Regions from separate parts of the Homo sapiens genome. Here all the other regions are linked to region 1. A link is a loop called in an ENCODE intact Hi-C map of the cell type or tissue named here. Cell type or tissue: heart right ventricle. All regions are shown on one strand. Each heading gives the region's core, and the rest is flanking DNA. Links, peaks and the distances in the headings are about the cores only.

Region 1 (10,888 bases), core at 1,978-9,977:
TTAACCTCTCCCATGGAGCTGACAGTGACACTCTCCCAGCATGGGTGTGGGACAATATGCACAGACTGTTGCCAACCACGGAGGCTCTCCTGAGCCTTGATGTCTAGAGTCTTGAATGGGGCTCCATCACTTAAACTTGGTTGGCTGCCCACATGGCTGACTTCAGTCTCCAGCCCCTCCAGAAATCAACAAATACCACATGGCCCTAAGCCCCCACACTGTATCACATTTTTGGTGTTGCTCAAAACTTCCGGGCAAACAAAGACACACCATGCCATGAAATCTCAAGGGCTTAGAGATCATCTCCCAGGAGCCATTGGCAAAGGCCAGATCTCTGTTTGATCAAGGTTCAAGGTTTTACTACACAGAAGATGAGATTTCTCTCTCCCTTCAGGGGAGTCTCATCCAGTTCTCTTCACTGAGCCTCACTCATCTGGACATACTCAATTCCTCAGCCTATTTATCTTATTTAGATCAGATACCACCTCCAAACCCTAATCTAGGTAAGCCCTGGGTCTTTGGGGCCCACCGGTGATGTGGGCAGAGACTGACGAGAACTGCAATGTGTGCACTCTGCCAAAACCTTCCATGCAGATGTGATGTCCAGATGCCTTAAGTATAAGCCAACTCTAATTCACTTTTTTTTTTTAAATCTTGGAAATTTGTCACCTTCACTAAAGTGAAGTTACAACATTAGTCATATTAATTGAGGATATTCAATTCTGTAATAGGTGACAGGAAAATGAATGGGTTGTATAAAACTGAAAAGATGAAGTGCAGAGAACGAGTAAGCAAGTAGCTTGTAAGATGAGCAGAAGCCATAAAAGATGTCAAGTACAGATAATAAGTTAGTGACATGTAAGAGATGTGTGAGTTTTTAAAAAGAATGGAGTAGCAAGAGCAATTATAGATAGAAAAGGATGGAAAGGAAGGAAAGACCAGGTTATAAGGCAAGGGGTCATGCAACCTCTAAGCTGATGGTTTTGTCATTTTTTACTGGCCACCCACCGGTAACACTCAGTATGTCCCACTCGAGATCTCACATGCTCTGCCCAAGGAATACAGATAAGATCCATAACTGTTCATTGAACTAGTTGGCAAACTACAGGAGTACCCCTTTATCCACAAGAGATATGTTCCCAGGCCCCAGTGGATCCCTAAACCACAGATAGTACTGAACCTGGTCACCATCAGTCAAGATACGTGTGTGTTCATATCTTCCACCCACAAATTTAATATATTTTCCATCTTAACTGAGCTCTGTCATCATGCACTGTGGCCATAACTTTTGCAGTTTAAGCTGAAACAGCAAAACTAGCACACACTTCTTTTTCTTTCTTCACAATTTCATGGATAGAAGATTCATCTTTACCATAGGTCTTAGCAACCTCAGTCAATGATCTTTTTCTTATTAAGTCAAGAACTTTCACCTTTTCACTTATAGCAAACATTTTACGGCTTCTCTTTGGCATATCTGAACTGCCAGCATCACTACTCTTAAGCTTTGGGGCATTATGAAGTCAAATAAAGGTGATCTGAAGGCAAGTACTGCAATACCTCAGTGGATCTGATCATCGAGATGACTTCTAAGCATCTACAGGGTGGAGACGCTGGACAAAGGAAGGATTCACATCTCAGGTGGGATGGAGTGGAACAGTGCAAGATTTCATCACACTAATCAGAATGGTACATGATTGAAAACTTATATATTGTTTATTTCTGGAATTTTCCACCAATATTTCATTTCCATTCAATATTTTCAGACCATGGGTAAATGGAACTGCAAAAAGGAAAACCTCAGATAACGGGGGAACTACTGTGCTGCTGTGACCAGGTGTAATTTCTCCTGCATCTCTCCAATAAAAGAAGCAAGTGTTGATTGCAGGCACCTCTGCCTGCTGAGCCGCTGTTCAATATTCCTTGGGGGAGGTAGATGCAGACAGCAGAGAAATAGGATGCATGAACATCATGTAACTCCGGACTGAGGTGTGTGGTCTTCCACCCCACCTTCACACTATACTCAGTGTGGCTACCTGTGATGGTTAATACTGAGTGTCAACTTGATTGGACTGAAGGATGCAAAGTATTGATCTTGGGTGTGTCTGTGAAGGTGCTGCCAAAGAAGATTAACATTTGAGTCAGTGGACTGGAAAGGCAGACCCCCCCTCAATCTGGGTAGGCACCATCTAATCAGCTGCCCGCATGGCCAGGATATTAAGCAGGCAGAAGAATGTGAAAAGACTAGACTGGCTTAGCCTCCCAGCCTCCATCTTTCTCCTGTGTTGGATGCTTCCTGCCCTCAAACATCAGACTCCAAGTTCTTCAGCTTTGGAACTCAGACTGGCTTCCTTGCTCCTCAGCTTGCAGATGGCCTATTGTGGGACCTTGTGATTGTGTGAGTTAATACTATTTAATGTACTCCCCTTTATACGTATATATACACATATATATGTGTGTGTATATATATATATAATATACTCCCCTTTATACATATATATACATATATATACATATATATACATATATATACATATATATACATATATATATACATATATATACATATATATACATATATACATATATACATATATATACATATATACATATATATACATATATATACATATATATACATATATATACATATATATACGTATATATACGTATATATACATATATATACATATATATACATATAATATACTCCCCTTTATACATATATACGTATATATACATATATACTAATACACTACCTAACCCATCCCTATCCCCTTGCTTCTTCTTGTGTGTTTCACGTAGATTTAATAAACCATGAGATTTGAGCATCTTAATTGGGCCTCTGTGCTTTCTGTTTTGAGACCACCAGAATTGTTTTCAGGGTGATATACTTGGAGGCTACCACTGGATCGTGGTATTTCCTACAGGATGACAGCAAGAATTAAGTGTTACAATCTATTTTAAAAGCAAACTTGACATCCAACTACGGGATGAACCCAGCTATCGTGACCTTTAAGGAAGGGAAGAGGAAGGTGTGGGCAGGGCTCCCTGAGGCTCCCGCAGTAGCATTTGCTCCCTCACAGACCCGAAAGGAGACTGAACGTTCAGGCAAATGTTGAGCCAGAGACAACCCTCGGCCTTAGCAATTCCTAAGCAAAAGGAAGATTCAGAATGCCAGAATCTGACTACTTAGTTTGCTTATCCCAAACTATACTACCAGTATTTTACTTTTTAAATGAGACAGGGACACTGGGACCACTATACTTTGTCCTCAGAGGAAGTTTCACCTAAAAGGAGGTCAGGATCCAAGACTAAAGGTCCTCTCCCTTTACCTGGAATGATTAAAAGCAAAACAAATTATTATAAGAATCACTTCTCAGCGTTTCGGCTAAGATCAAGAGTAGTAAGTTATTAGAGGAGAAGAGGGACTTATCCTAAGAGACTTGACATGGCCTTCGAGGAAAAATAGGAGTGGGGTGGAGGGAATCTAGCCCTGGGGAAAGAAAAGTCAGAGGGAGCTGGGGGAGGGCTTGAGAACAGTGCTCCCCACCTGGTTTCACCTCTCCCCCTTCATCCCCTACTGTGCACTTCTTCTCTTTCCCTTAATAATTCTCCATAATTCTAAAATGATTCTAGGAGAGAGTTAAGAAAACAGATGTGGGTCGAAGGCTCTGGAAGAATTGCAAATGGCTAAAAAACATAAGATGTTCAACCTTGCCAGGCTCAGTGGCTCATGCCTCTAATCCCAGTACTTTGGGAGGCCGAGGCCGGCAGATCACCTGAGGTCAGGAGTTCAAGACCAGCCTGGCCAACATGGTGAAACCCCGTCTCTACTTAAAATACAAAAATTAGCCGGGTGTGGTGGCAGGCACCTGTAATCCCAGCTACTTGGGAGGCTGAGGCAGGAGAATTGCTTGAAACTGGGAAGGCAGAGGTTGCAGTGAGCCAAGATCACGCCATAGCACTCCAGCCTAGGGGACAAGAGTGAGACTTTGTCTCAAAAAAAAAAAAAAAAAAAAAAAAGACGTTCAGCCTCACAAGTAACTCCAGAAATAGGAATGAAAAACAATATGATTCCTTGAGAAAAACAACAGAGGGATATGGTTTTCACTCTTACCAGATAAGGTAACTTTAAGCCTGTAACTCGCTGGGTATGCCTCAAGATGTAAATGATTCTGATTTGGGGTTTTTTTAGTGATAGTGAAATAATATTATACCAACAAAAGCTGCAGGTATTTGGGAATTTAGTAAAAGCACGGTAGCTAGAATCTATTGAAATCATAACTCAAGGCAGTTTTGTGAGACGACAGTGCTTTCTCTTTGCCATTGGTCATTTGGAGATTTCATTTGGTGAAATTGAAGCCAACAACAGCATTGAATTTTATAGGAGAAAATTATCCAGTCCCTGTGTTGCTCAGACTCTCCCGCACTCTACTGGCCCATGCAGCCCTGAGCCTGAGTCGGAATAATAGAACTAATAAGCTGTCAAAACCTAGGTAACTTCCTTGTTGGCAGCTCTTCCTCCGTCCCTGTTCACAGAAAATTGGGATTTGGAGGTACAGCGAAGAGGCTGGGTTTCTTCTGAAAGGACAGCTTAGCATCATCTAAGAACAGGAATATAGGAATGTGCTAGATGAAATGTTCACGTGTCCCTTTCAGCCTTCATTTGTTGAAGGACAGATTTTATTCCGTATGCTGGAATGAATTTCCTAATCCCCTTTTTTCTCGACTTCCTCTAATTCCACTCAAAAAGAGGAAGTGGTTAAGAAATGAAGATCTTGTGTTGCAGAAACGCCATGAAGCATTGTTCTTATGCTTTGGTCTATCCACATCCTACCTCCCAAAGTGGCAGTTCTACAAGATATCAGGGTTCCAGGATGAGGGAGGGCCCCAGGGAATCAGGCCAATCCCTTGGAAAGTTTTGCAATAGTTCCGAATGGTGAAAAGGGGAAAATTACTGCATTGTGATCATTAAGGATTCTCCAACCATGTTCTGGGCAGAATTAGCACAGAAAGGTTTGGTAGGATTTCACTGGCCACCAGCATCATGACCATCAGGGCAGTTCATCAAAACATTTAAATCAAAGAGCAAGACGATGTGAAACAAATACTGGCAAAACCTCCCACCTTGGTGTTCTTTTATAAACTGGTCTAACTTGTTATAATGGTACATTTGACCTCAAGCCTTTGAAACTAACAAGCCGGGGTTTACGGCCAGCAGGGAGGACTGCAAATACAGGCCTTGCCTTAAAATTCCCGGTTGTGTCTGCCCAGGAGCTGTTGGCACCACATAGACGGGGCGGGCTGGGTGCCAGAGCGGCCTGCCTGTTCCCGGCTACAGATTATGATGTCTGTGCAGCTGCCTTTCATTCACAGCTTCCCTGAATGGTGCCAAAGTTAATTCCTCCAGGAATAGCCCCACCAGTCACAAGGAAGGGGGGTAATGCCCAGGATGCCCCCTTCATTCTCACTCCTGGTGCGGGCTTGCTGCCATCAACAGCCAAAGGGAGAAGTCAGGCAGCAGAAAAGCTTGGGAGGCCCTGGAAACCCCCTAAGCTTCTCCACAACAGTGCCGGTCTTATCTGTTGCAGCCACGGCGAGAGTCCCACATCATCCATGTGAGTACAGAGACATGAACCTGATGCCAAGGGCAGGATGATCACTCAGAAAGGCTCCTGCTAGGCTCCTGTGACTTGATAGTGTGTCTATGACCCACCTTCATGGGGACTTCAGTGCTAAAACTGGGAAAGGCCTGGGCAAACTGGGATGCGGTTGTCACCCTGCCTGGAGGACCCCATGCCCTGTATCTCTCTATAAAGCCTCAGGTGGGAACCCTGCAAGCCTGTATTCCACCATGGGAAGACCAGCATGCTGTGCATTGGCTCCAGGGAGCACCACGCAGTCCCCGGCACTTCCAACTCTATGTCCTTTGCAGGTGAAGCAGCTCTATTAGCAGGTGTCTGAAGAAGGTTGCAGGTGCGAGCAGGTAGAAGGAAAGCACACAGAAGCTGCGGGATGCACACACAAAATGGGTAAAAGGGATCCCTGGAGGTCTGGGCAGAGCACCAGGAGTGTCCTGGGGTGCTCTTACCCTCCTATTGGACAGATGAGTAAAGTGAGGTACAGGGACATTAAGTAACTTGCCCAACATTAAAGAGCTTTAGTTTGGATGCCTTGATTTGGAACTTCTGGCCACTAGAACTGTGAGAGAATAAAATGTGTTGTTCTAGGCCACCCTGCCAGTGGTACTTTATTACAGCAGCCACTGAAAACTCAGGCAGGAGGGATCTGTGGTGACGGACTTGGAGGCGTGGTTGCAAGGGTTGTTTCACTGAACAGACACAGCAGGGGCAGCTGCTGGGGTATTGAGGTCGAGGTCAAACACGGTCACTGCTGGAGCAATTCTGTAATCAGCCATGGTTAGCTGAAACCTCATTCTCTATGCAAACCCCAAATGGCTGTTTTCCCTTTTGAACCTCAAGAACACACGCTAGAAATCAGTGCTCCCTGTCAGCCAGCCTCTTATGGTGAGATTTCCAGGTCTGGTGGCTTATTGCACCAATAAGCTAATAAGGAGATTGGCAATGCCAAACACACATCAGGGAGCATCTGTCCTCCCACTGTGCACCCCTGTTCCAGGTCACTAGGCTTGAGAAGTCACCCAGAACACAGGAAACCCAGTGGCCTGCCAGACTTGCAGCCCAGGGAGAGGGAAACTGGGTGTCTTGGAAACTCCTCCCTGCTCCTTCAAGTTCACTCATAGCAGGGAAGCCAGGGCCCCTTGAGTCCCTAGAGTAGTCAAATTCACAGAGACAGAAAGTAGAACGGGAGTCGCCAAGGCCTGTGGGGAGAGGGAAGGTGAAGTTGTTTAATTGGCACAGTTTCCATTTTGGAAGATGGAAAAAAGGTCTGGAGATGGATGCTGGTGATGGCAGCGTAACACTGAGAATGGTTTTTTTGTTGTTGTTTTTATTGTATTGTATTGTATTGTATTGTATTGTATTGTATTGTATTGTATTGTATTGTATTGTATTGTATTGAGACAGAGCCTCACTCTGTCTCCCAGACTGGGGTGCAGTGACACAGTCTCGGCTCACTACAACCTCCGCCTCCCGGGTTCAAGCGATTCTCTTGCCTCAGTCTCCCAAGTAGCTGGCATTACAGGCACCCGCCACCACGCCTGGCTAATTTTTGTATTTTTAGTAGAGATGGGGTTTCTCCATGTTGGCCAGGCTGGTCTTGAACTCCTGACCTCAGGTGATGCACCTGCCTCGGCCTCCCAAAGTGTTGGGATTACAGGCGTGAGCCACCGCGCCTGGCCTGAATGTTCTTAACGCCACTGAGCTGTGTACTTCAACATCTTTAAAATGGTCAATTTTGTGTTATTTGTATTTTACCACAATTTTAAAAATAAAAAATTTTAAAAATGTTATCGCTGTGGAACCTGGGGAAGAGTACAGAGGAATTCTCTGTACTCCTTTTGCCACTTATATGTGAGTCTAAAATTATTTCAAAATAAAAAATTTTTTAAATGAACAAACCATATAAAAGGGTAACACATGCATTTCTAAAGGTATAGAAAAAAATTATAAGAGGATACACCAAATTTAGGTCATGGGATTTGGTGGTAACTTTTTTTGTTTTTTTTTTTCTGCTCTTCTGAGCTTGTTAACTAGCACAATTAGGGTGAAAAAAACTTTTAGGAAGTCGCTACTTTTCCAGTAACACATAAAAATGTGATTCTCTTTTTGACATTCAAGGACCACAACGAAGTCACAGCTTAAAATCTCCAACAATCTTTACAATGCCCAGCGTGTTATAGATGCAAATAAATTTTTGTTGAAGAAATTGTAATCACTATTCCTATTATAATCATGATAAGATGAAAACCAGACAGACCAGTGGCTAATGAAGGAAACAAAAGGCATCAGTCCCAGCCAATGTTATATCCTGGGCAGGAAAGAATGTCATCGCCATGAACAGACTGGTGGCCTTCACCACTGGCGATCAGGAAGCTTTTCTATAAAGTTCATCACAACGTCGGGGCTCTGGTATCTTTCATCAGATCCTCTGTCCCTTTCCACACTCCCATCCTCAAGCCAGCCCATCCCACAAATTGCAGAGAAAAGTTTTCTCTGGAGTCACTGTGGGAAAGTTTGAACAAAATTTCTCACCCCCCAGCTAGCTGGCTGTTTTGGATTGAATTGTTATCTCCCTTAAATCCATATGTTGAGGTGAGAATGAGACCTTATTGGAAGACGGGTTCTGTTATAGACCAAATATTTTTGTCCCCCCAAATTTATATGTTGAAACCCTAGCCCCCAAGGTGATGGCATTAGGAGGTAGAACCTTAGGGCTAAATTTGGTCATGAGAATGGAGGCTCCATATGAGATTAGTGCCCCTATTAGAAAAGGAAGACATTAGATCTCTCTCTTTCTCTGCTGTGTGAGGACACAGGGAGAGAGGAGAAAGGAATCTCACTGGAACTCAGCCATGCCAGTACCCTGACCTTGGACTTTGCAACCTCCAGAACTGCGAGAAATAGATGTCTGTCGTTTAAGCCACCCAGACTATGGCACTTTGTTATCACAGCCCAAGCAGAATAAGACAGGGTCTTGAGACAGGTAATCAAGTTAAGACGAAGTCATCAGGGTGGTCCCTAATTCAATATGCCTGGTGTTCTTTTTTATTTATTTATTTTTTGAGACAGAGTTTTGCTCTTGTTGCCCAGGCTGGAATGCAATGGTGCAATCTCAGCTCACCACAGCCTCTGCCTCCCAGGTTCAAGCGATTCTCCTGCCTCAGCCTCCCCAGTAGCTGGGATTACAGGCATGCGCCACCACACCCAGCTACTTTTGTATCTTTAGTAGAGACAGGTTTCTCCATGTTGGTCAGGCTGGTCTCGAACTCCCGACCTCAGGTGATCCACCCGCCTCGGCCTCACAAAGTGCTGGGATTACAGGCATGAGCCACCACACCTGGCCCCCTGGTGTTCTTATAAAAGGAGAAGTTTGGACACAGAGACAGACATACACGAGTGGGGCCCTCAGAGAAGACAGCAGATGCGCGGGAAGGAGCACCCTGAGCATGGCTAAAGCACAAAGTTGCAGGCAAAAAAGAGTAAAAGTTGAGCTTGGAGGGTGAGCAGGAGCCACGCTGCACTGGGCCCCATATTCTTGCTAAGGAGTGAGGACATTAGCTGAGAGTTATTCCAGAGGCACCAAAGATGTTAAGCTTTAATGTTTAATGTCAAATGTTAAGGATTGACATGGTCAAAATTTAATATTGGTTAAGGGCAGTGGCCGGTAGGACAAGGGATAGATTTGAGAAAGCCCATCAGATGGTTGCTGTGATAGGCTTGGCCAGAGGCAACAAAGGCCTGTGTGATGGCTATTGAAGAAGGGGAGAGGCTTCAGTGAGGATGGGACAGAGCAAACTCTTGAGGCTTGTTGAATGTGGGAACCGAGGGAGAAGACAACTTAGCACAATGGCCGGGATTCTGGCTTGGGGGCGTCTGGGAAATACAGATAGAGGCCATAGGCATGGGGGCAGATTTACAGGCAAAACAGGTGAAACAGGGCCGGGCGCGGTGGTTCACGCCTGTAATCCCAGCACTTTGGGAGGCCAAGGTGGGCGGATCACCTGAGGTCGGGAGTTCGAGACCAGCCTGACCAACATGGAGAAACCCCATCTCTACTAAAAATACAAAATTAGCTGGGCGTGGTGGCGCATGCCTGTAATCCCAGCTACTCGGGAGGCTGAGGCAGGAAAATCACTTGAACCTGGGAGGCGGAGGTTGTGGTGAGCCAAGATTGTGCCATTGCACTCCAGCCTGGGGAATAAGAGTGAAACTCCGTCTCAAAAACAAACAAACAAACAACAACAACAACAACAACAAACAGGTGAAAAGGGGTAAGTTCAGCTTTGCACGTGTTGACTTTGAGGTTCCTATGAGATACCTGGGAGACTTCCAACCAGAAATTGGACACTCACATCTGAAGTTCCAGGGGACATAGATGTTGATGACTTTGGCTTGGGAATAGGAGTTGAAATGCTTGAAATGCTATGAGTGAGAAGGCTGTGGATGGAAGACAGAGACAGCAACACTCAGAATACTTGAAAGAGGAAATCTCCAGGAATCGTTGGAAAGGTGGGAAGAGAATCACAGAGCTGGGATAATAGAGTGTTTCTAGAAGGAGCGTGTGTTAGTCTGCTCAGGCTGCCATAGCAAATACAAGACTGGGTGCCTTCCACGAGGCATTGATTTTCTCACAGTTCTGGAGGCTGGAAGTCCATGATCCAGAAATTGGCAGGTGTGGTTTCTCCTGAGGCCTCTCCTTGGCTTCCAGATGTTCACCTTCTTGCTGTGTCCTCATGTGGCCTTGCCTCTGTGCACGCATCCCTGGTCTGTCTCTCTCTCTCTCTCTCTCTTCCCACCCCCACCTCCTTAGAAGGGCATCAGTCCTATTGGATTAGGGCCCTGCCTTTATGATCTGATTTAACTTTCATTATCTCCTTAAAGATCCTGTCTCCAAATACAGTCACATGGGAGGTCAGCGCTTCAACACATGAATTGGGGTGGGTAGCAGGGGACACACAATTTCTACCATGACAGACAGAGAGAGCCCAGAGAAATAAATGAAAAATGTCCATTATATTTTGCCACAAGGGAGCTCCTGGTGAAGCTAGAGAGCAATTTCAATGAGGCAGTGGGAGAAGAATCCAGAATGTGGGGGAGCAAGATGCACTGAACAGTGCTTAAATATGGGAGCAGCAATTTCTATTTCGGTCAGTTTCGATTTCAGCATTTTCATTAAATTTGGGTAAGTTGGGATAAGAAGGGAAAGAGAGAAGAGACTCACGCTGCAACTGTGTGGGATTGATCTA
Region 2 (10,888 bases), core at 1,866-9,865, 140 kb after region 1:
GAGCCCAAGACTTCTTTTGATCTGTTAAAAATCTCAACTATTCTGGAATATACCTGTGACTTAACTGATTTAAAGAATTTTAAAATTCTTAATGCTTGGTCAAAAATACTTAAAAATATATTATTTTTAAAATATTTATAGTTGATCATAGAAAAAACACTGATTTATATTAGACTTTTTAAAAATAAATGCACTGTTGAGTAATATGTCCCTTTGAAATCTGGAGGACATAATTCTAAGTCTGAACACTGGAAAGAAACTATCTGTTACCCCGCACATTCTCAGGTACTTTCTCAGCTGCTTTAATGGCCTTTATGATAAAAAGCTCATTCTTGATCTTGGAAAAAGCATCTCAGAGTAATAAATTAGGTGGGAGTAAAATAGCCATCCAGCACCTTCCCTCCAGAGAGAAATTCAAGTTTTATTATGTCAAATTGGCCTTGAAATTGCAACTACTTCTCACAAATGTTAGCTTTTAATAGAATAAAATGTCACCCTATGGGAATGACACTATGAAAACCTGGAGATGTGTTTTCAAAACAAGTTTTCTTTATTAGTATTATTAAATGTAAATGTTCAACTGAGAACTGAGTCATCGACTAGTTTCTCTAATTAAATTTTTAACCTGGAAACAAGAATGCACTGAGAAAGCTACATCAGAGCAGCAGTAATTCCAACTAAAAACCAGATTATATAAGTGATAACACTTATCTTTATCCATTTGGTTTCACTAAAGTAGGGCTCAGATAAAATGTTAAAATATTCTGATCTCAGACTCCACAGCTAACTTTCCCTAAGCTTCCTTTTCACCTGAGGCACTTCCTCATTCCATTTGCCTCTCATGTCCTTTCTCAGCCCAACCGGGGACTAAGCAATGGCTTGGGAAAGCTGGTCTGCCTCCAAATCGTCAGCATAATAAGGCAAAAGCACTGGGTATTTTGTTTTGTTTTTAATAAGTAATCTGTGTTCATTCTCGTAGGAGGATGGTTTAACGAGGAGACTGGAAGGGACTGTTCACTGTGTGACGTAAGAATGCACTTCCAGCTTCACGATGTGATTCAAAAACCTCTCTCCCCTCCAGTAGATTTTTCAGCCCCCAGCGCAAAAGAGAAGTACTACTAGAGTTAGACTGATGCGAACCAGAGCTACTCAGAGAGCTACCAGTCCCCACTGCTTCCTTCATTGAGGAAGTCTGCTAACAAAAACGTGTATGTATTTAGCATAGTATTATATAATTTATATTTAATGTTATATATAATACACATATACATCTGTGTATATGCATTTATATATATATACACACATACATTTGTGTGTGCACATACAACCCCCTTTTTTTTTGCATTTTTTTGTTTGTTTGTTTTTGTTTTTGTTTTGAGATGGAGTTTCACTCTTGTTGCCCAGGCTGGAGTACAATGGCACAATCTTGGCTCACCATAACCTCCGCCTCCTGGGTTCAAGCGATTCTCCTGCCTCAGCCTCCCGAGTGGCTGGGATTACAGGCATGCGCCACCATGCACGCCTGGCTAATTTTGTATTTTCAGTAGAAACAGGGTTTCACCATGTTGGTCAGTCTGGTCTCAAACTCCCGACCTCAAGTGATCTGCCCGCCTCGGCCTCCCAAAGTGCTGGGAATACAGGCGTGAGCACTGCGTCCAGCCTAACACACATATTATTAATAGCTCAAGCTCCTCATCTCATGTGAACCCATAAAGATGGTAGATCTGTACTACATATGTGAGAAAAGCACCTCTCAGTCCCTGGGAGCACACAGGGACATTATTATTACCAACAAAAGCATCCCAGTAACGCCCAGGGCTTTGGGCTTTACTTCTTCACTCATTCATGACCTGATTGGCTGCTTATTAATACTGTTATTCGGAAACCTGCAGTTTGGACTCCAAACACTCTGATGAAATATTTTCCTGGGTGAATGTGGTTTTGGCATTATCTGAGGGGCTTCCTCAAATCCAAGACTTCCTACATTAAACTTAAGAGAGTCCTGGGCAAACCAAGATTCTGGTCATCTTAATCTGCAAAATCAGGACAACAGTACCTACCACAAAAGGCTACTATGAAGAGTAAGTTGTCTCATGCAGCAAAGCATCCAAGACATGGCCCAGCAGATGGTACGAGATCCACAAATGTTCATTATTTTCGTGATCAGTATGACCTCCTCATGATCAAAGCAAAAACCATGTACCCATTTCTTTCCTGCAGGTTTTTACTGATTTGGAAGGTTATGCAATCATAACCTGCCTACCCGTGTTCTGCTCCAGGTAGACAAGGGAATCGCTAAGAATCCAAACTTCATTCTATCATCCCTAAACAGAGCTGGCGAGGCTCCCCGAAGGCGGTTACAACATCCACTGTTCCTTTATCTCTTAGCACCACGCTCTGTGTTCACGGGTCACCCACTACTGCTGCACGCTTTCAAGCTGCTACACACAGAGCCCCGGCAAAGAGCCGACGGTGACAAAGAGAGGAGCGTCACATACAAGAGCGTCTGAAGAAAGGCAGAAAGATGGCCTGACGACTTACCAAAAAGCCTTGGGGTTGGACATAAGACAACAAGAACTCAAAAAGAGGACTAAAATGGCAGTGGTGATGCAGGGAGGGAGCCCAGAATGAATCAAATGGCTCAGAAAATGGGCAAGAGAAGCAAGCAGGATTGCAAAATGTTTTGGCAGGAATGTGGCTTAGGAGACTAATAAACTTATAAAAAAATTACAGTCAAAGAGACAGACTCCAAACCTACATATATCTCCATGGGAAACATCCAAAATAAAATGTATGTTTGCAAATAGCAACTTCTCCCATCTGTTGCAGTGTTGCTACATTTTCTCAGGAAAGAGAGAGGGTCCGTTAACATCCCCTGACACTGCAAAATACTGTCTGGTTCTGGTTAGTCACCTGTCACTCAGATACCTAGGTGCCTAACTAAATCCCCGCAGAAAGCACAGCTGTTCAGGGGCCAGGATTTTTCTACAGAGCACCAGCCAGACAACCCATTCAACATAGTCATCACCCAGACAGGCACACCCAGAGCAGCAAGGAATGAGAGAAACATACAGCGCTTGCAGAACCAGAGCCTGCCAACTTGGACATTACCCCCTAGAAGGCTGTCCACATGTCTTGGGAAGATCAAACCATGCTTGGATCCATTCATAAAATATTTTCTGGCCGGGCACGGTGGCTCATGCCACCCAGCACTTTGGGAGGCCAAGGCAGGTGGATCACCTGAGGTCAGGAGTTCGAGACCAGCCTGACCAGCCTGACTCCGTTTCTACTAAAAATACAAAAATTAGCTGGGCGTGGTGGTGTGCACCTGTAATCTCAGCTACTCGAGAGGCTGAAGCAGGAGAATCGCTTGAACCCGGGAGGCGGAGGTTGCAGTGAGCCAAGATCCAGCCTGGGCAACAAGAGCGGAACTGTCTCAAAAAAAAAAAAAGTATTTTCTGAGCATATTCTCTGTACCAGAAACTATTCTTGGCACGGGGAATAGAGCAGTGGTCTCTTCCTCATGGGGCTTACACTCTAGTGGGGAGACAAACACATCAACTCTAAATATATTCCATGGGATCAGGTGATGTTAAAGGTTTAATTATGTCCCCCCAGAATTCATCTGTTGGAGTCCTAACCCCAGTACCTCAGTACTTTATTTGAATATGAGGGGTCTTTTTTTTTTTTTTTGAGACAGTCTCATTCTGTCTCCCAGTTTGGAGTACAATGGCGCAATCTCGGCTCGCTGCAACGTCCGCCTCCCAGCCAGGTTCATGTGATTCTCATGCCTCAGCTTCCCGAGTAGCTGGATTTACAGGTGTGCACCACCACACCCAGATAATTTTTGTATTTTTCATAGAGACAGGGTTTCACTGTGTTGGCCAGACTGGTCTCAAACTCCTGACCTCAGGTGATCTGCCTGCCTCAGCTTCCCAAAGAGCTAAGATTATAGGCGTGAGCCACTGCGCCTAGCCCCCTGAATATGAGGTCTTTAGAGAAGTAATCAAGTTAAAGTGAGGTCATTAAGGTGGGCCCTGATCCAATTTGAACTGGTGTCCTTATCAAAAGGGAACATAGGCCAAGCGTGGTGGCTCACGTCTATAGTCTGTAATCCCAGCATTTTGGGAGGCTGAGACGGGTGGATCACGAGGTCAGGAGTTCAAGACCAGCTTGATCAACGTGGTGAAATGGTCTTTACTAAAAATACAAAAATTAGGTGGGTATGGTGGCGCGTGCCTGTCATCCCAGCTACTCAGGAGGCTGAGGCAGGAAAATCGCTTGAACCTGGGAGGCAGAGATTGCAGTGAGCCAAGATTGTGCCACTACACAACAGCCTGGGCAACAGAGCAAGTCTCTGTATCAAAAAAATAAAAAAATACAAAAGGGAACATTTGGACAGAGAGACAGACACACGTGGAGGGCAGACGATGTAAAGAGACACAGGAAGAAGACAGCCATGGATAAGCCGAGGACAGGGGCATGGAACAGATCCATCCTGCACAAGCCTCAGAAGGACCCACCCTGCCAACACCTTGATTTTGGACTTCCAGCCTCCAGAATGAGAGACAGTAAGGCCTTGCTATTCCAGCCCCCGGGTCTGTGGTGCTGTCTTATGGCAGCTCTAGCAAACCACTCCAGGTGGTGAGGAGGGACAAAGCAGAGTGAAGGGGCAGAGAGTGACAGGGGACAGGGCATTCAGAGACGGTCGTCAGGCCGAGGCCACAGGAATTCCAACAGCAGGGCCCGCCTGTCGGCCCCACCAAGGCTGCTCCTCAGAGGGCATCTCAAATAGACAGAGCCCCTCGAAGAGTGCCAAGGCGCATGCACTGTCACACACACGCATTAATGTACTAATACCTGTCTTAGTGCATTTTATGTCCAAGTTACGTAATGGCTCTTGCTCCTTGAAAGGTTTTCATTTCCCTCGATATTCCCCCTTTCTCTTTCTTCTCAACCACTGTCTTAGTCAGCTTGGGCTGGTGTAACATAGTACCATAATACCATAGACTGGATGCCTTATAAAGAACAGACAATTTGGCCAGGCGCGATGACTCGTGCCTGTAATCCCAGCACTTTGGGAGGCTGAGGCGGGTGGATCACCTCAGGTCAGGAGTTCGAGACCAGCCTGACCAACAAGGCAAAACCCCATTTCTACTAAAAATACAAAAATTAGCCGGGTGTGGTGGCACGCACCTGTAGTCCCAGCTACTCGGGAGGCTGAGACAGGAGAATCACTTGACCCAGAAGGCAGAGGTTGCAGTGAGCCAAGAGGGTGCCACTGCACCCCAGCCTGGCCGACAAAGAGTGACACTCCATCAAAAAAAAGAAAAAAAAAAGAAGAGACGTGTCTTTCTCACAGTTCTGGAGGCTGTGAAGTCTAAGCCTAACACACCTGCAGATCCAGTGTCTGATGAGGGCGTGTTTTCTGGCTCATAGAAATGGCACCTTTTCACTGAGTCCTCATATGGTGGAAGGACAAACAAGCTCCTTTAGGCACCCTTTATTTATTTATTTTTTTTTTGAGACAGAGTTTTGCTCTTGTCACCCAGGCTAGAGTGCAATGTCATGATCTTGGCTCACTGCAACCTCCACCTCCCAGGTTCAAGTGATTCTCCTGCCTCAGCCTCCCAAGTAGCTGGGATTACAGGTGCCCACCACCACGCCTGGCTAATTTTTGTATTTTCAGTAGAGATGGGGTTTCACCATGTTGGTCAGGCTGGTGTCAAGCTCCTGACCTCAAGTGATCCACCCACCTCGCCCTCCCAAAGTCTGGGATTACAGGTGTGAGCCACCATGCCTGGCCTTTTTTATTTTTTTATTTTTTCACTGCAACCTCAGTCAGGCACCTTTTATAAGGGCACTAATCCCATTCATGAGGGTAGATCTCATCACCTCCCAAAGGCCCCATCTCCAAATACCATCACACTGGAGGTTTGAATTTCAACAAAAGAATTTTGGGGGACACAAACATTCTGATCATAGCAACCATCCACCATAAATGGTACCACCTTTCCCATGAAGAGATGATGGGACATGGACTCACAGTTGTCTTACTTAAACCAGCAAGAGTCAAAGATTTCCAAAGACCATCCCACACAGTATCATGCCTCTCCCTTGCAATCCAGGCATGGTAAGGGTCGGGGCAGAATCAAGGGTGCTTACTCCAGGGTCATGGTTGCAGAACCAACCTGCCTAGCCTGAGTGTGTATAATCTACAACTGTAGCCCAACTGGCACCGGTGTTAACAAACCAAGGTGACCCAAACCCTCAGCCCAGTAATCTGCAGACTTCCATTTAGTCAGCAGAGCCAACAAGGGTGGGCAACAAAGCAGTGGCTCTTAATATTTTAGAGGTAAATAACTCCATTTAGAGTATGACGAAACCCATGGACCCTCTCCTCAGAAATATGTTTACATGCACACAATTGATAGGGCTCCATAGACCTCCAAAACTTATCAATTATCCTTCTCTAGTTCATGAACTCCCAAGAAATAACTTCTGCAAATGGCAAGAACCACAAAGAAAAAGAGAAAGAATAATGGGGAGCGAGGGAAGGTGGTAGACACTGCAAAATATATCACTCAAAGACGACTAATTTCCTTAATATATAAAGAGCTCCTATAAATCAATAAGAAAAAGGCCAAAACCCCAAAAGAAAATTGGCGAATGGACATGAACAATGAACAGAAATGAAGTACAAACAGTTGAGAAGGTATGAAAATATACTCAATTCCCATGTAAATAAGAGAAACAATAAATAAGACAAGATACCATGTTTAATACACTCGATTGGCAAAGATCAAAATGAGTACCCTGTTGGCTGACATGTGGAAAAGCAAACACTCCCATACCAGATGGGTGTGGTTATAAGTTGGGAACCCTTATAAATTATAAGGGTTATCAATGTGATTATAAATTGCCAACCTCTATGGCAGGCAATTTGGCAATACTTATCAACAGTTAAAATAGACATACCTTTTGGCCTAAGACTAGGAATTTACCCCTCAGATACACTGAGGGGTCACATTTACAAAGTGACAAATGGTCATGGATATTTACTGAAGTATGGTTTGAGAATAACAAAAAAAAAAAAATTATGTACTCCCTAAATGTCCATCAACAAGGGATGGTTAAGTCAACATGATACTTCCACACAATGACTACTATGCAATAACTAATTAACATAAAGAGTGAGGCAATTCTGTAGTAGTCATGGGGAAGAATGCTCAAGACATATTGCTAAGTGAAAAAGCAAGATAATGAACAGCATGTACAGTTTAAAAATACATCTGCCCTGGTGGGTGGGAGGGATGGATGAAGAGAAGCTGGTTCATGGGTACAAACATACATAGATAGAAGAACTAAATTCTAATGTCTGTTAGGGTGACTATACTTAGTAGCAATACTTTGTATATTTCAAGGTAACTAGAACAGAGGACTTGATATAATACCAACCCGTGGAAATGAATACTTAGGTGATGGACACGCCGATACTCTGGCTTGATCATTACACACTCCATGCATGGAACACTCACATGTACCCCATAAATATGTAAAATATTATGTATCAATAAAGAAGAAAAATCTGCCCCTAACTACGCATTTACAAATATGTATGTGGGTCTCTATGCATATAGGGTATCTCTGGAGGGATACACAAGGACTAGAAGGAGGAGTGACCTCTCACGAGAAGATCCAGGAACTGAAGAGCCCAGATAAGAAGCAGTTACCTCTCACTGCAAACCCTCTCAGAACCTTTGAATTTCAGACCATGTGTCTGTATTACCAATTCCAAAACTTAACCAAATGCATCTTGAAAACACAAAGATGATTAAAAACCAAAAAGAACCCAGTGATTAGAAGTTGCATAGCTAGGGCACAGTGGCCACCGTAAGAGTGCTAAGAGGATGTTAACAGATGGCTCTACCCTGAGTAGTTTTTTTTGTCCATGAGAATGTCCCAAACTGTTACTCTACTCATCAAAAATCCAAATTCCCACAACTCCTTCAACAACTTTTCCCACCACTCACGAGTGATGGGGGAGGGGGGGTCTCTTCCCAGGAAAGTGCCACCGTCTCTGAAGTAGGCATGCTGGCCCACAACTTGGCCCAACACTCAGTTGCCCCAGAGTTCTCAGGAAAAAACCCATAGAGCATACATATAAAGTGAGCTTTCAATCTTGTAAGTACTGAGAAACACAACAGAGCCCTGATGATTCTAACCTAAGAGAAATGTGAGGCCAGAAAATCCCCCAGCGTGTGGCACATAGAATCTGCTAATGAGATGCCACGCCGGCTGCTCCCTCATTGCAGGGAGAGAGACCACAGTCGAGCAGCAAGGTAGGGCAGGCTGAAGAGAAGCTGGTTCATGGGTACAAACATACATAGATAGAAGGACTAAATGCTAATGTTTGCTACGGGGACTATATTTAGCAGCAATAATTTGTATATTTCTTTGTTGTTGTTGTTGTTGTTGTTGCTGCTGCTGTTGTTATGGAGTTTTTGCTCTTGTTACCCAGGCTGGAGTGCAGTGGCACAATCTCGGCTCACTGCAACCTCCACCTCCTTGGTTCAAGCGACTCTCCTGCCTCAGCCTCCCGAGTAGCTGGGATTACAGGAACACACACTTGGCTAATTTTTTTGTATTTTTAGTAGAGACAGGGTTTCACCATGTTGGCCAGGCTGGTCTCAAACTCCTGACCTCAGGTGATCTGCCTCCCTCGGCCTCCCAAAGTGCTGGGATTACACGCGTGAGCCACCACGCCTGGCCATACTTTGTATATTTCAAGGTAACGAGATGAGAGGACTTGATACCAACACATGGAAATGATGACCACTCATATCCAAAATGCGCATGGAAAAGATGCCCACGTTGTCTACGGTCCATATGGTATGGACTCAGATGAAAAGCCCTGGACTCTGACCCTGTCTCTTTCAGTAAACAGCAAATGCTGGGCTGCACCCCCAGATTCCCCGTCAGTGCTGAAGAACTGACTGCCTCAGCTGCAGGCTATCAGCTGTGAGCTCTCCCCAGGAACCGCCCTCAGCAACTGTCCCGTACGAGGCCATGCCCCTTGCCTGGGCAGCCCCCATCAAGGACTGGCCGATGCGGAAATATAAATCCCAGTCCTCTCAACCCAAGTTGGTCAGCTCTGAAGGGCCAGCTCAGCTCCAGCACTCACCACGGCATGGGCAGGGGCTTTGGCTGAGAGCGGTATTGGAGCCCAGCTTCTCCCTCTGCCCAGTGCTGCTTTGCCCCTTCCCTTGCAGAGGTCAGTTCTGAGAGTAATCCCTAAAAGCACATTCATCTCCTTCCCAAGATCCGCTTGCCACAACCCAATACTGACAGTCTAAAAAGGTGCTGGAGCTTGAACTATGCTCCCCCAAAAGATACCTTCAAGTCCCGTTGGTACCTGTGGATATGATCTTCTTTGAAAATAGGGACTTTGTAGATGTCATCGAGTTAAAATGAGGCAACACTGGATTAGGGTAGACCTACATCCCATGACTGGTGTCCTTATAAAGAGACATAGGAAAAGATTAAGAGACAGAAGAGACACTCAGAGGGAGGAACACTGTGTGAAGACAGACGCAGAGACAGAGCGCTGCAGTCATAAGCCAGAAAATGCCAAAGAGTGCTGGCCACCACCGGAAGCTAGTAAGAGGCAAGGAAGGATTCTCCCTGTGGCTGCAGAGGGAGCATGGCCCTGCCAACACCTTGGTTTTGGATCCTAGCCTCCAGAACTGTGACAGAATAAATTTCTGTTGTTGAAGCCACACAGTGTGTGGTAATTTGTTAGAACCATCCTAGCAAACTCATAGAGAATGTCAGAGAGAAGATCTACTCAGGGCACCCTTCTACGTAATCAAGGCAGGCAAGAACACCAGCAAGCTGGCTGTTACCCCCTCCACCAGGGCTGCTGCAGGCATCTAACAAGAATGTGCACGGGAGGGGCACCCTGAAAAAAACCGTAAAACACTGTAGCACTGGGCTGGTGCTGGTGATGGAGGAGAGGGAACAGCTGTCTCGAATTCACAGAGGCATCCCCCTCCTCGGGGACTATTCAGTCCCTGTGTTTCTAGCTCTTTCCTGCTGGTCATCGTACCACCCAGTGGCACCTCCTATCAGAAAGCGTGAAATTCAATTCAGGTCAGTACTTAGACCAGGGCTGAGTAGAGAAAGAAGTTTCACCCATCAGCTAACATAAGGCCTGGGGATTATCTACGGGTTTCAATTAGCCAAGAGAGCAGGTCTCTCCGTTACCATAAATAATCGACAGAGGGAATATATGTCCCAAGGCAAATGATAACCCTGTGCCCAAGCCTCCTTCCCATGGAGAACACCCCAACCTGTCCCTCTCTTCGGGGGCACATGGCTGCCACTCCCCACCCCTTCTGGGCAGATAAACCCTGGGACAGATGATTGCCGCGCTGACCTCCAATAGCTGGCAGCATGCAGAATTCTATAGTCTCACAGACCTGAGTCGGATTGGTATGCACGGGTAGCTATAGCCGTGACTCAACACCTGCAGAGAAAATGTAGGGTTGTACTCCTCTCCGTGGGCACCGTTTCTGCACTGTTGCGCTGACTCAAAGCACCCTTTGAAGTCCGTGGGACCTGTATCAATGAACACTAGGAACCAGGCCCTACGTGCCAATTTCCATCATTCACAAGTACTTCAAAAAGATGAGGCAGGGCAGGAAGTTCAAAAGAATCCGCCTGCAACTGCAGAATGCAATCCTCGAAATTACAGGCACTGCCTTGTCACACAGGGCTCACCAAGCAGGTGCTTTGCAAATGCCTCCTTCTTGCCAAGAAGTCCCTGCCAAGGATTAATAGGAATTTCCAGTTCTCTAAGCATTTCTTGTTCCTCAGAGCGATTACC
Region 3 (10,888 bases), core at 914-8,913, 240 kb before region 1:
TTACCAGGAGCTGCGGGGCTTGTCATTTTGGGGGCTTCTTGAGAACAGTAGAAATTTTGAGAAAGTAAAACGTGTGTTTGATTGCATAACATTTTCCAAACCAAAAAGAAGAGCATGTAGCCATTTTGAGGAGAAACCTTAGGAAGCCTTCCAAGGGTTTTTCTCAAAACAGGACAGCTGCTTTTTGACTGTCACAACTGCTTCCCTAGGGATGGCTTTTCTTTTCTAAGATAGCACTTAACGATCATTTAGGAGGTGCGGAGCACTGTGCTTGGGGCTCCATGTATGTTACTACCTCATTCTCACAGAACCCTCTTCCGTAGGAAGCATCATACCCATTTTACACATGCAGAAACTGAGGCTCAGAGACTTTAAATTGCCTGAAGTCCCACTTGGCTAATAAGCAGACCTAGTGCCTTCCTTCTGTGCATGGCTGCCTTCTTCCCTCACTCTGAGCTTGTTTTTTAGCAGTAAAACACATAAAGGGACATTGCGTCAGTTAATATAGTATTAGCAATCTTAGCGTCTAGAAGGGTTTAGAAATCCTGAGCTTCTCTCTTTTTCTTCTGTAGAACACAGTGAACTCAGCATGAGTTCCTTTCCCTGCAGTTGTCCCTCCCTTGAGATTCTCTGGCTACCAGATCCCCCAGCCCCTCTTCTGCCCAGAGGTACTGTCTGGCCTCTCTTTCAAGCTCTCACCTCTCCGTGTGTCTTCTTGGCTGTGTCGTGTGCCACCTCCTTTGAGTCATTTATTTTACTTTATTGCGGTTATCATTGTTGGGCATTATATTTTACATTTGTTTGTTGGTTTAATGTCTGTCCTGCCATTGGAGTGTTAGCTCCACGAGGGCAGGGATTTTATCCATCTCATGGCCTGGGCCAAAAAGAATGCAGCCCCGTAATACGTGCTCATTCCATCTTCAATGGAACAAATGAATGTTGCTGCATCGAGCATCTGTTTACTCACATCTTCATTCTCTAACCACTCTATTGATTCTTTATCTTGACCCGCAAGCATACTTACGTCTCATCTTGGTGACAAAGAGCCCTCCCGTGGCCCAGGCACCTCGCTGAACTGCTCTCTTATTTTTAACCGCACTGACTTTGCCCACTCAACACTTCAACTCTGGGCTTTTGGTCCTCCAGGCATCTTGCTGAAACTACTCTCTTGAAGGCCGCCAGTGAGTTCCTACAAAGTGTTACTGTCTGTCTGAAATCCCTAAAATTTCCAACAATTTAAAATTGTTCTCCCCTTTAACATTTTCTTCTTGATTGCCCGCATTTCTGAGCGAGGCATAATGATGTATGCAGGGGCTGGATGCCATGGGGCCTGGGGTTTGTGGTAAAATGTCGGTAAAGTAACCACACAGCAAAAGGGATAGTATGGCCCTCATCTTAATCTCTGCTGATTATTTATGAATGGGCACGGGTGGGGGTTCATTATATCTGCACTTTTGAGTGTGTATGGTTTATTTTAGGTCGTCTCACTCTGTCGCCCAGGCTGGAGTGCAGTGGTGCCATCTCGGCTCACTGCAACCTTCGCCTCTGGGTTCAAGTGATTCTCCTGCCTCAGCCTTCCAAGTAGCTGGGAGTACAAGCATATGCCACCACGCCCGGCTAATTTTTGTGTTTTTAGTAGGGATGGGGTTTCCCATGTTGGCCAGGCTGGTCTCGAACTTATGACCTCAGGTGATCCTCCTGCCTTGGCCTCCCAAAGTGCTGGGATTATAGGCATGAGCCACTGCACCTGGCCTGTGTATTGTTTGAAAATTTTTATGAAACCAAAAACAAACAAGTTTGCTTTCATCCTTGGGCATTGATGGCGTCCGACTTGCCCAGTGGCCTCCTGCCTCCTTGCTGCTGCTTTGCCGGAGTTCACCTTCCTCCTGCTTCTCCCGGGCTCTGCCTTTGCCCTCCTTTCTCTCTCTGCAGTCTCTCTTGGCTACTTCCGCCCTGCCAGGATTTCAGTGATCATTCCTGTGTCTCTAATTCCCACAGCCCTCAATTGTCTCCCCGGGTCCCTGGTCCTGAGTTTCTAATGATCTGCCGACATCCCCTGGATATGCCCTGTGTACTCTCTGTCTCACACCTGACCCTTTTGTATATATACAGTTCTTACTTGTCCTTCAAGATCTTGCTTGAGTGCCACTTCCTCCAGGAAGCCCTTGCTGATTTCTCAGTCAGATGTCATTTCTCCCACTTCATTATTCTTAAATGACTTCAGCATGGTCTGACCTTATTACTTAGATTTTGTATTCTAGTTTTGTGGGAACTGTTCCTGGAATACTAGGGTTGTGTTTTCCAGAGATCCAACATGTTGTGGGACCTTGTACACTGGAGGCAATTCATACTTTGTAGACCAGTTATGATGGTAAATGGAAAAATCTGAAAAAAAAAAAGCTGAGAAAAATGGTTCCACCAAAGTATTCAAAATTGCTTTTCATATTTCAGAATTGACATATAAGAGTAAAAAGAAAGTAACCCAAACTGCAGTGGTGCTGTGGGGCTAGCATAAAATGTTAATCAGGTAAATAGGAACTCAAAGGAAATTTACCAAATTGAGCTCATTTACATGTGTAATTACCCATCTGTGATCATTCTACTGTTCTATTTATTCTGTCTTTCTCCTCCCACACTGGGTTAAAAATACTTTGTATTAAAGATTTTCTTCATAACCAAATACAATGAATTCTTGGGATTGGGGGTGGGGTGGGGTGTGAATGCCACTCTGACACTGGAAACAAGATGCCGGAGTGGGCCTCAGTGCGCGCTGTCTGGGTGCAAGGGAGAAGCCCGGCAGATACACATTAACGCCACCTTCAGACAGGCACATCCCAAGAGGAGACTTGGAGGCAATGGCATTGAAAACCACCTGCTGCTTTCAGTGATCAAGAAAGAAACCTGTGGCTTTCATGAATGCGGAATCCATAAGACACAGTCAGATGCCGTCCTGGAATGGTTGCTTCCTGAAGTAGGAAGGTCCAGAGTAGGCTAGGAAGGTGTCAGGGAGTGGGCTGTCTCCTCACAGGATACTCTTTCTTAGGGGGAAATGATGACCTTGAGCTGAGGTAAGGAGGCCCTTGAGCTTGAAGATGCGAAAGAAAAGTGGCTCCCCAGCCTTCTCAGTGCTTGGGTGTGGGAAAGAATTGTAACCCCTGGGAGGCCAAGGCGAGGCAGAGAATGCCCTCCAGAGGCCTGCGGTCTTGGAGCGAGGAGGCCCTGACAGAGGAGACCTGGCCAACCCTTCCCTCGAGCCCCTGGCCACTCTCAGGGTGGGCATTGCCTGAGGCTTATCAGAAATGCAGACCCTGGCTGGGCACGGTGGCTCCCACCTGAAATCCTGGCACTTTGGGAGGCCGAGGCAGGAGGATCGCTTGAGTCTAGGAGTTCGAGACTGGCCTGGGCGACATAGCAAGACCAGCAAGACTCTACGAAAAAATTAAAAAGTTAGCAGTGGTAGCGTGCACTTGCAGTCCCAGCCACCCTGGAGGCTGAAGTGAGAGGACTGCTTGAGCCTGGGAGGTCGAGGCTGCAGTGAGCTGTTATCTTACCACTGCACTCCGTCCTGGGCAACAGGCCTATCTCTAAGTAAGTAAGTAAGTAAGTAAATAAATAAATAAATAAATAAATAAATAAATAAATAAATAAAATGCAGACCCTCACGCCTCATCCAGGCCCGCTGAACCAAACCTGTGCTGCTGCAACAAGATGCTAGGTGGTCCCCAGGCACGTTCAAGTGTGACACGAGCTGACTTAGGGGACAGTTCTTCCCGGCTTTCTTGAATAAAATGGTTCTTTTATATGTTGGTGCGTTTTGGTGTGATTACTAATTTTGCTGAGTACCGTAGTCATTTTTTCAGTGTCACTGTTTGACATGCTGTAAAGTAGGTTAGTATCACTCTCAGGCTGTGAGTCGGACTTTTTGTTTTGTTTCCCCAATCAGGCCACAAGGGGCCGCATTTCACCATGTAAACATTCATCGTGTCCAGCCTGTTCACAACCACAGTGGGAAACTCAGTAGCTGCAGGAGGCCCTGTCCAACAGGAAGGTTGCCTCATTGCAACCTGACTTTATCCCTTCACTCCTGTAACCAACATTCTTAATTAAAATAAAATAATAGTCAAGGCCCCCCGTCCCCGATGCAGCCCCCATCAGACTGCTAACAGCTTTTTCGGTATTCGTCCCTAAAATTGCTTACATCTACACTTGCACAGGATTTTCCCCAAGGCACTAGCATTCTACACTGGAAGTTAATTATGTTTTCTCTTTCAGTCGTTTTCTGTTTTCATGACTCAGATTTGTTACTAAATCCCCTCCCCCAATGCTTTCTGAGTCCTTAATGCTGTGTTTGCCAGCTCAGTTTGGAGTTGCCGGCTGAGAGGTGGCAGTCTTCCGGAATAAGGACATTTCTGATCACCTTGCTAATGTGTCTGACTCACACGAGACTTGGCAGGAACCCTCTATCTGTATTAATGCTATAGATTCCTTTGGAAAGATTAAGGAACAGTGCTATCTTGTTATGGGTCAAGACATCCAAAGCACATTATTTAGACGACAACATTGTCCAAAGCTTTAAAGTGAACTCAGGCAACTACATTTTATGCCAGACTTCCATTTGCTGAAACAGATTAAAAAAATACTCGTGCATTAAGTGATTATGCAGAGGCAAAGTGGTAGTTCTGTGAGGTTCCAGCACACTGGGAGTCCTGGAGCCTTGGGGTGTGTGTCCTACGGAGCCTCCAACAACTGGAGCAATTTCACATCCCTGGCGTCCATCTCCCAGGCTAGGTTTCCTCATCTGTAGAAAGAAGGGGTTGGATTAGGATGCTCCGTAGGTTTCCTTTTAAAAGTAATCTAAAAAAGCAATCAGAAATGTTTTGTTATTTTAATTAGGTATTGATTTGAAATGGAAACCTCGATTGATAGCTGATAGAGGCTCATCTAAGGCATTTGTAATCTGATGGACATAGACAATATTCTGCCCATTAGAGAACCAAGACCACAAAAGAAGCTTAGAATAGAAGAGCCGCCCACATTTGCTGCTGCTGTGTAATGAACAGTTGTAGGTGGCACCAGGTGCATGTCTTGAAGAAATTCTTGAATCAGCTCATGGAATTCTGAACTGGATTAAAACATGGGCACGTGAACATTTTATTTAACAGCATCTCTGGCTGCCAACATTTCACCAAGAATCTTCATTATTAAAGTGCACTGGTTATTCCTTTTGCCATCATTTGAGTTACTCTCTGTGAAGAAGACAGATGTCTTGCTATAGTCATTTCACTTGCTCAAGTTCCCCTGTCCTCTCTCCTCAATCGCTATGTCCCCCTTAGCGAAGCCATAACCAGTCGAAACTTAAGTGAGTCAGCTTTGGATGTCAGCCATAGAGCAGGCGAGCCAAGTCCCGTGATGCCAGCCCCTGGACAGAGTTTCCAAGGCAACAACTGCTGTGTTTCTCTCCACTCTGAAGGAAAACCTGGGAGAATCCAGTCCTGATGTGGCTGTTAAGGGAGCCAGGGTGGGGGAAAACAATCTGTGAATGAGCAGACTTTCGTTCTAGCCTGTTTTTTTTTCCTCTGTAAGAATGAGTCTTATTCACATGCATTTTTCTGTAGCTCTGAAATGAGGATTTGAATTGAACTGTTTGAGATGGGTGGTTAAAAGAAAATATACACAGATCATCAGTCTGAGAAGCACTAGATGATCATGCAGATTAAGAAGTAATAAAGTCAGAATTCTCACAGGAACAAGAGATCATTTTTGTCACTGAGTACAAGAAAGATTAGCATGAGCCAAGACACAGAGGCCGAAAAAGGGGCAAGGGACAGTCCCCACTGAGAACAGCTTCCATCTTCAATGTTTTTCTCATCATTAGTAGGACTATAAAAATTATTGTCCAAATCAGGGCACATTCGCGAAACAGGGAATGTCTAATAATTAAGTCGGGATGACAGATGTCAATTGTCCCGGGAAAACCAGCACACGTGTCACCGTACTTTTTATGCCTCCCGGTAGAGAGCCATTGAACAAAGGTGGCCTTAGCTACCGGAGTGTGACAGCCACGAGGCTCAAGTGAGAGAGGAGGATGCCAAGTCATCCGATGAAACTGAGTCGGGTGGGAATGGAATAGAGAAATGAAAGAAATGTGGACAGGTTTGAACAGCAGCTCAGGGAAATTTGATGATAGATCAAGCAGAAATAGATTAAAAAGACTTCGAGGCAGTGGTACTCTCTGAGGGAGCACAATTTGGGGTGGCCCAGTCAATGGTTTTGTGATTTTGTCCAGTAAAGAGTAGAGTAATTCTCTTTAGGTTTGAGCAGCAATACACGAGGTTTCTGGGGAGAACAATCCCAACATAGTAGACATCAAAAAAATGTTTAATAATGAATCTTCTGTTTCCTGAAGAAATTCGCTAAAAGTAGACATCAGTAAGCTTGTGAAACACATTTATGGTTATCCTCAAAGAAGTCAACTGAGTTTACCATCCATAGCCAGTTAGGGATGAGATAAAATAGATGGAAATGGCTGAACTTTTACACTATTAAATGTACTTACCCCAGGCGTAAACACGTTTGTTCTTTTTTTTTTTTTTGGGACAGAGTCTCGCTCTGTCACCCAGGCTGGAGTGCGGTGGCACGTTCTTGGCTCTCTGCAAGCTCTGCGTCCCAGGTTTACTCCATTCTCCTGCCTCAACCTCCCGAGTAGCTAGCACTACAGGCGCACACCGCCACGCCTGGCTAATTTTTTCTGTATTTTTAGTAGAGATGGGGTTTCACCGTGTTAGCCAGGATGGTCTCGATCTACTGACCTCGTGATCCACCCTCCTCGGCCTCCCAAAGTGCTGGGATTACAGGCGTGAGCCACCGCGCCTGGCCAAGCACACATTTATTCTTTAACTAGATGGGTCTTCCTGCTGAAATAACTTTGAAACTTCAAAAAGTACCCAAGAATGCCAAGCGCGGTGGCTCACGCCCGTAATCCCAGGACTTTGGGAGGCCGAGGTGGGCAAATCACTTGAGGTCAGCAGTTCAAGACCAGCCTGGGCAACATGGGGAAACCGCATCTCTACTAAAAAAATACAAAAATTAGCCGGGCATTGTGGCACACACCTGTAATCCGAGCTACTCAGGACGCTGAGGCAGGAGAATCACTTGAACCCGGAAGGCGGAGGTTGCAGTGAGCCAAGATTACATCACCGCACTCTACCCTGAGCAATAGAGCAAGACTCCGTCTCAAGAAAAAAAAAAAGTACCCAAGAAATGTATTTTTACCGTAGAAAAATTAGAAGATTCTACAGAAAACTGAAATGAAGACAGTAAAAGTATCTACAATCCAAGTATCTCCATAAGTAACCACTATTAATATCTTAGGGTATATCCTTCCACATGATTTCCTATGCATTTTATTTATACATATAATTATAAAAAGGACAGCTTGCTGTGCATATTCTATATTACTATATTATGAATAGTTTGATATATCACCAAATATACTTTTGCAACTTTGTTTCAATGACTGCATAATATTTCACAATATTGAATAGTTCACTTAACCAAACTCTCGGCGTTATGTACTAGGCTGTTTCTAGACTTTTTTGTACTACAAACAATGTAGTTTTGAACATCTAGTGAAATCTTTGTGCCATATAATGAATGAATCTGGATTGTGTGAATTTGGTGGGAGAACTGAGGCTGTTAAATCTGGGCCCGGATTAAGATGTGGAATGAACATACAATGAGAATAAAAGAGGAGACGGATTCTAGGTCCGGCCCAGCATAGAACCCTAAGCATGTTACTTAACCTCCCTCTGGTTAGTTTTCTTATTTATAACAACATGACAAAAGTTAGACATAATTAATGAAATCTTGAACTGGTTTACTGAAAGGATTAGATATGGTAAAGGTGTGAAAAACCATTTAAAGTTATAAAGCAGTTTACTTTTTTTTTTTTTGAGACCGAGTTTCACTCTTCTTGTCCAGGCTGGAGTGCAATGACGCAATCTTGGCTCACTGCAACCTCCACCTCCCGGGTTCAAGTGATTCTCCTGCCTCAGCTTCCCAAGTAACTGGGATTACAGGTGCCTGCCACCACACCTGGCTAATTTCTTTTTGTATTTTTAGAGACAGGGTTGGCCAGGCTAGTCTTGAACTCCTGACCTCAGGTGATCCACCTGCCTCTGCCTCCCAAAGTGCTGGGATTACAGGCGTGAGCCACCACGCCTGGCCAAAGCAATTTACTTTTTCTGGGGTCGGGGGTTGGAGTCTCACTCTGTCGCCCAGGCTGGAGTGCAGTGGCATGATCTTGGCTCACTGCAACCTCCGCCTCCCAGGTTCAAGTGAGTCTCCTGCCTCAGCCTCCCAAGTAACTGGGACTACAGGCACACACCACCACACTCGGCTATTGTATTTTTAGTAGAGACAGGGTTTCACCATATTGGACAGGCTGGTCTCGAACTCCTGACCTTGTGATCCACCCACCTTGGTCTCCCAAAGTGCTGGAATTACAGGCGTGAGCCACCGCCCAGCCAGCAATTTACTTCTATAGGGATTTATGATTTTTTTTTCAAAATGCTGTTTAAAAAAAACTCTATTAAATCAACTAAAACTATTTCCAATTTTTTGACTTTCTCCAGGAATACAAATTTTTATGAACCAATTGAATGTTGAGTAATTTGGAAGCTGTGGTGCTTGAATGGGTGCTTTTGGGGAGAAGCTTCTAGGAGCGTTTTGGGCTAATCAGATAGCAGCCTGCCTTCTGAATTATGACAACCCAAAGGCAGAGGGAGCAAAGGCTTTGCAAAGGGTCCCACTTGGTGGAGGGGGAAGTAACCCTTGCTGTGTGATTGCAGTGGGGGCAGGTCGCTCACTCTCCCGCTCCCCTCCCTGGGGCTCCCATCAGCCAGGAGTCTGCTAAAGCCTGCTCTGAAAATGGAGTGATCTGGGCATGATGCTGTCCAGCCCCAGAGACAGAGGCCAGCTTGCTGTCAGAGATAAAAATGGCTGTTGAAAGTGGAGTCAGAACAAAAATATGTTAATAATGAATTCTGGGAATTTCAGCCACCCTTGGGAGCAGGCCTAATGGGGGGTGGGGGGAGGGCGATTAGGTAACATGAATGGAAAGCTTGCAGGCCAAATGAGCTCCAAAGGGACAATCCTCAGCTGGAAACTGCGCATGCCCGCTGTGTACCTGTCACTCACCAATAGGATGCAGAAGCATTGGGAGAAATGCCTCTGACCACACGCAAAGCGGCATAGAGCCTTCCTTCCCTCCCCTGCTCATCTGCAGGCCATCAGTGCACAACTCTGATGCTGGGGGTCGTGCGGGGGGGCACCATCTGCATGGTGTTCTATGGAGTGGCCCCCTAAAGCGCATCCCACCCTTCCGTCCTCGCCCAGGTGGAGAAGTCCCGAGCACAGCTCCCCTAAAGCACATCCCATCCCTCCATCCTTTCCTAGCTGGAGAGGTCCCAAGGGCAGCTCCTTCCTTAGTTCTCTAAGCCTAGGAGGGATCTGGGCATAGAGTAGATGCTCACTGTGCACTCACCAAATGGACGAGTGAGTAGCATCAGACCCCGAAGTGGGAGATCTCTGCACCACCTGTCTGCCAACGATGCAGAAATTTCACAGTCATTCTCTGGGATCCCTAAACAAAATCGTTTGTATTCTCACCCATGAAGGAAGAAATCTTGGGTTAGAAAAAAACAGATACATCTAAATTTATAAAGACAACACTTGAGTTTTCTGAAAGGCACATTGTAAAGCTGACATATATTTCTTTCCTGGTCAGGCCCCCAAACTTGAACTCAGTGTGGTAGGGGGTCAACTTAGTTAAGTGAGGGAGAAAGGAAGGGATACTTCTGACAGCGGGTATGCTGGAGCCTAGGGGATGAGAGTACACTCATTCTTCAGAAGCAGAGATGAATAAATACTACATTAAAAAATATATTTTTGCTTTGCTGTAGATATCTCCCTTGCAGTTATCCAATGCTGATCAAGTAAATGTACTAATACATACATGTCTTCTTCTTTTTCCTCCTCCTCTCCCCTTCCTCCTCCTCCTCTTCCTTCTTCTTCTTCTTTTCTTCTCCTTCTTTCTTCTCTCTTCCTCTCCCCTCCCTCCCTGCCTGCCTGCCTGCCTTCATTCATTCTTTCCTTCCTTCCTTCTTTCCTTACTCTTTCTTTTCCTCCTCCTCTTCTCTCTTCCTCCTCCTCCTCCTCCTCCTCCTCCTCCTCCTCCTCCTCCTTCTTCTTCTTCTTCTTCTTCTTCTTCTTCTTCTTCTCCTCCTCTTCCTTTTTTTGAGACAGGATCTCACTTTGTTGCCCAGACTGGAGTGCAGTGGTGTAATCTTAGTTCACTGCAGTGTCAAACTTGTGGGCTCAAGTGATCCTTTGGCCTCACCCTTCTGAGTAGCTGGGACTACAGGCACATGCCACTATGCCCAGATAATTTTTCATTTTCTTTTTGTAGAGACAGGGTCTTGCTATGTTGCCTAGGCTGGAAATTTTCTAAAACTATACTGATGAAAATCTGGAAGAAGAGGAGTGCTGCTTGTAAGATGGACTTTTAGTTGCTACTACAGTCCAAAGAGAGGACTGTAGCATCTGATCAATATGAGAGACAGAATTATATTATGGACCATAAACACAAGTGCATAAATGTTTCTGAGAGACATTACCCTGTGCTCTTAGACAGTCTCCCACCTTCGGTAATTAGAGCCTGGCAAAAGACATTAGTTTGGAGTAAATATCTAACTTTTTGGTTGCCTTCAAATATGAAGTTTGTATTTTTGTTTGGTGATTCATCTTTTCATTGTTGACAAATCATAGAGGGAGGGACATATTTTATTTGGGTTCATTCTCTTAAATGACAAGTTCAAGAAGAGATATG

What was found. A loop is a pair of places that touch in the nucleus more often than their neighbours do. Peaks named below come from ENCODE experiments on the same cell type or tissue, not always from the same donor. Only the 100,000 strongest peaks of a DNase experiment are listed, where the experiment ranks them.
Region 2: a loop joins it to region 1, with 2.1 times the contacts of the local background. A loop is called at or near these places in 2 of 110 quality-filtered maps.
Region 3: a loop joins it to region 1, with 2.4 times the contacts of the local background. A loop is called at or near these places in 4 of 110 quality-filtered maps.

The regions. Positions count from the first base shown.
Region 1 is chr21:32,016,210-32,027,097 of GRCh38, reverse strand. No RefSeq gene overlaps it. Among named protein-coding and RNA genes, the nearest start is that of LINC00159, 65 kb to the left of the region's middle. In heart right ventricle, for the core only: no CTCF peak of the experiment used is centred there; a DNase peak (open chromatin) is centred at 5,327; H3K27ac peaks cover 876 bases.
Region 2 is chr21:31,879,229-31,890,116 of GRCh38, reverse strand. All of the region lies in intron 1 of HUNK (hormonally up-regulated Neu-associated kinase), which reads right to left. Among named protein-coding and RNA genes, the nearest start is that of HUNK, 12 kb to the right of the region's middle. RefSeq lists an enhancer at 8,609-9,109. In heart right ventricle, for the core only: no CTCF peak of the experiment used is centred there; no DNase peak of the experiment used is centred there; H3K27me3 peaks cover 384 bases.
Region 3 is chr21:32,251,596-32,262,483 of GRCh38, reverse strand. It overlaps a transcript of MIS18A not described here. Among named protein-coding and RNA genes, the nearest start is that of MIS18A, 22 kb to the left of the region's middle. In heart right ventricle, for the core only: a CTCF peak has its summit at 3,934 (motif pointing right); DNase peaks (open chromatin) are centred at 3,963 and 5,413; H3K27ac peaks cover 1,130 bases.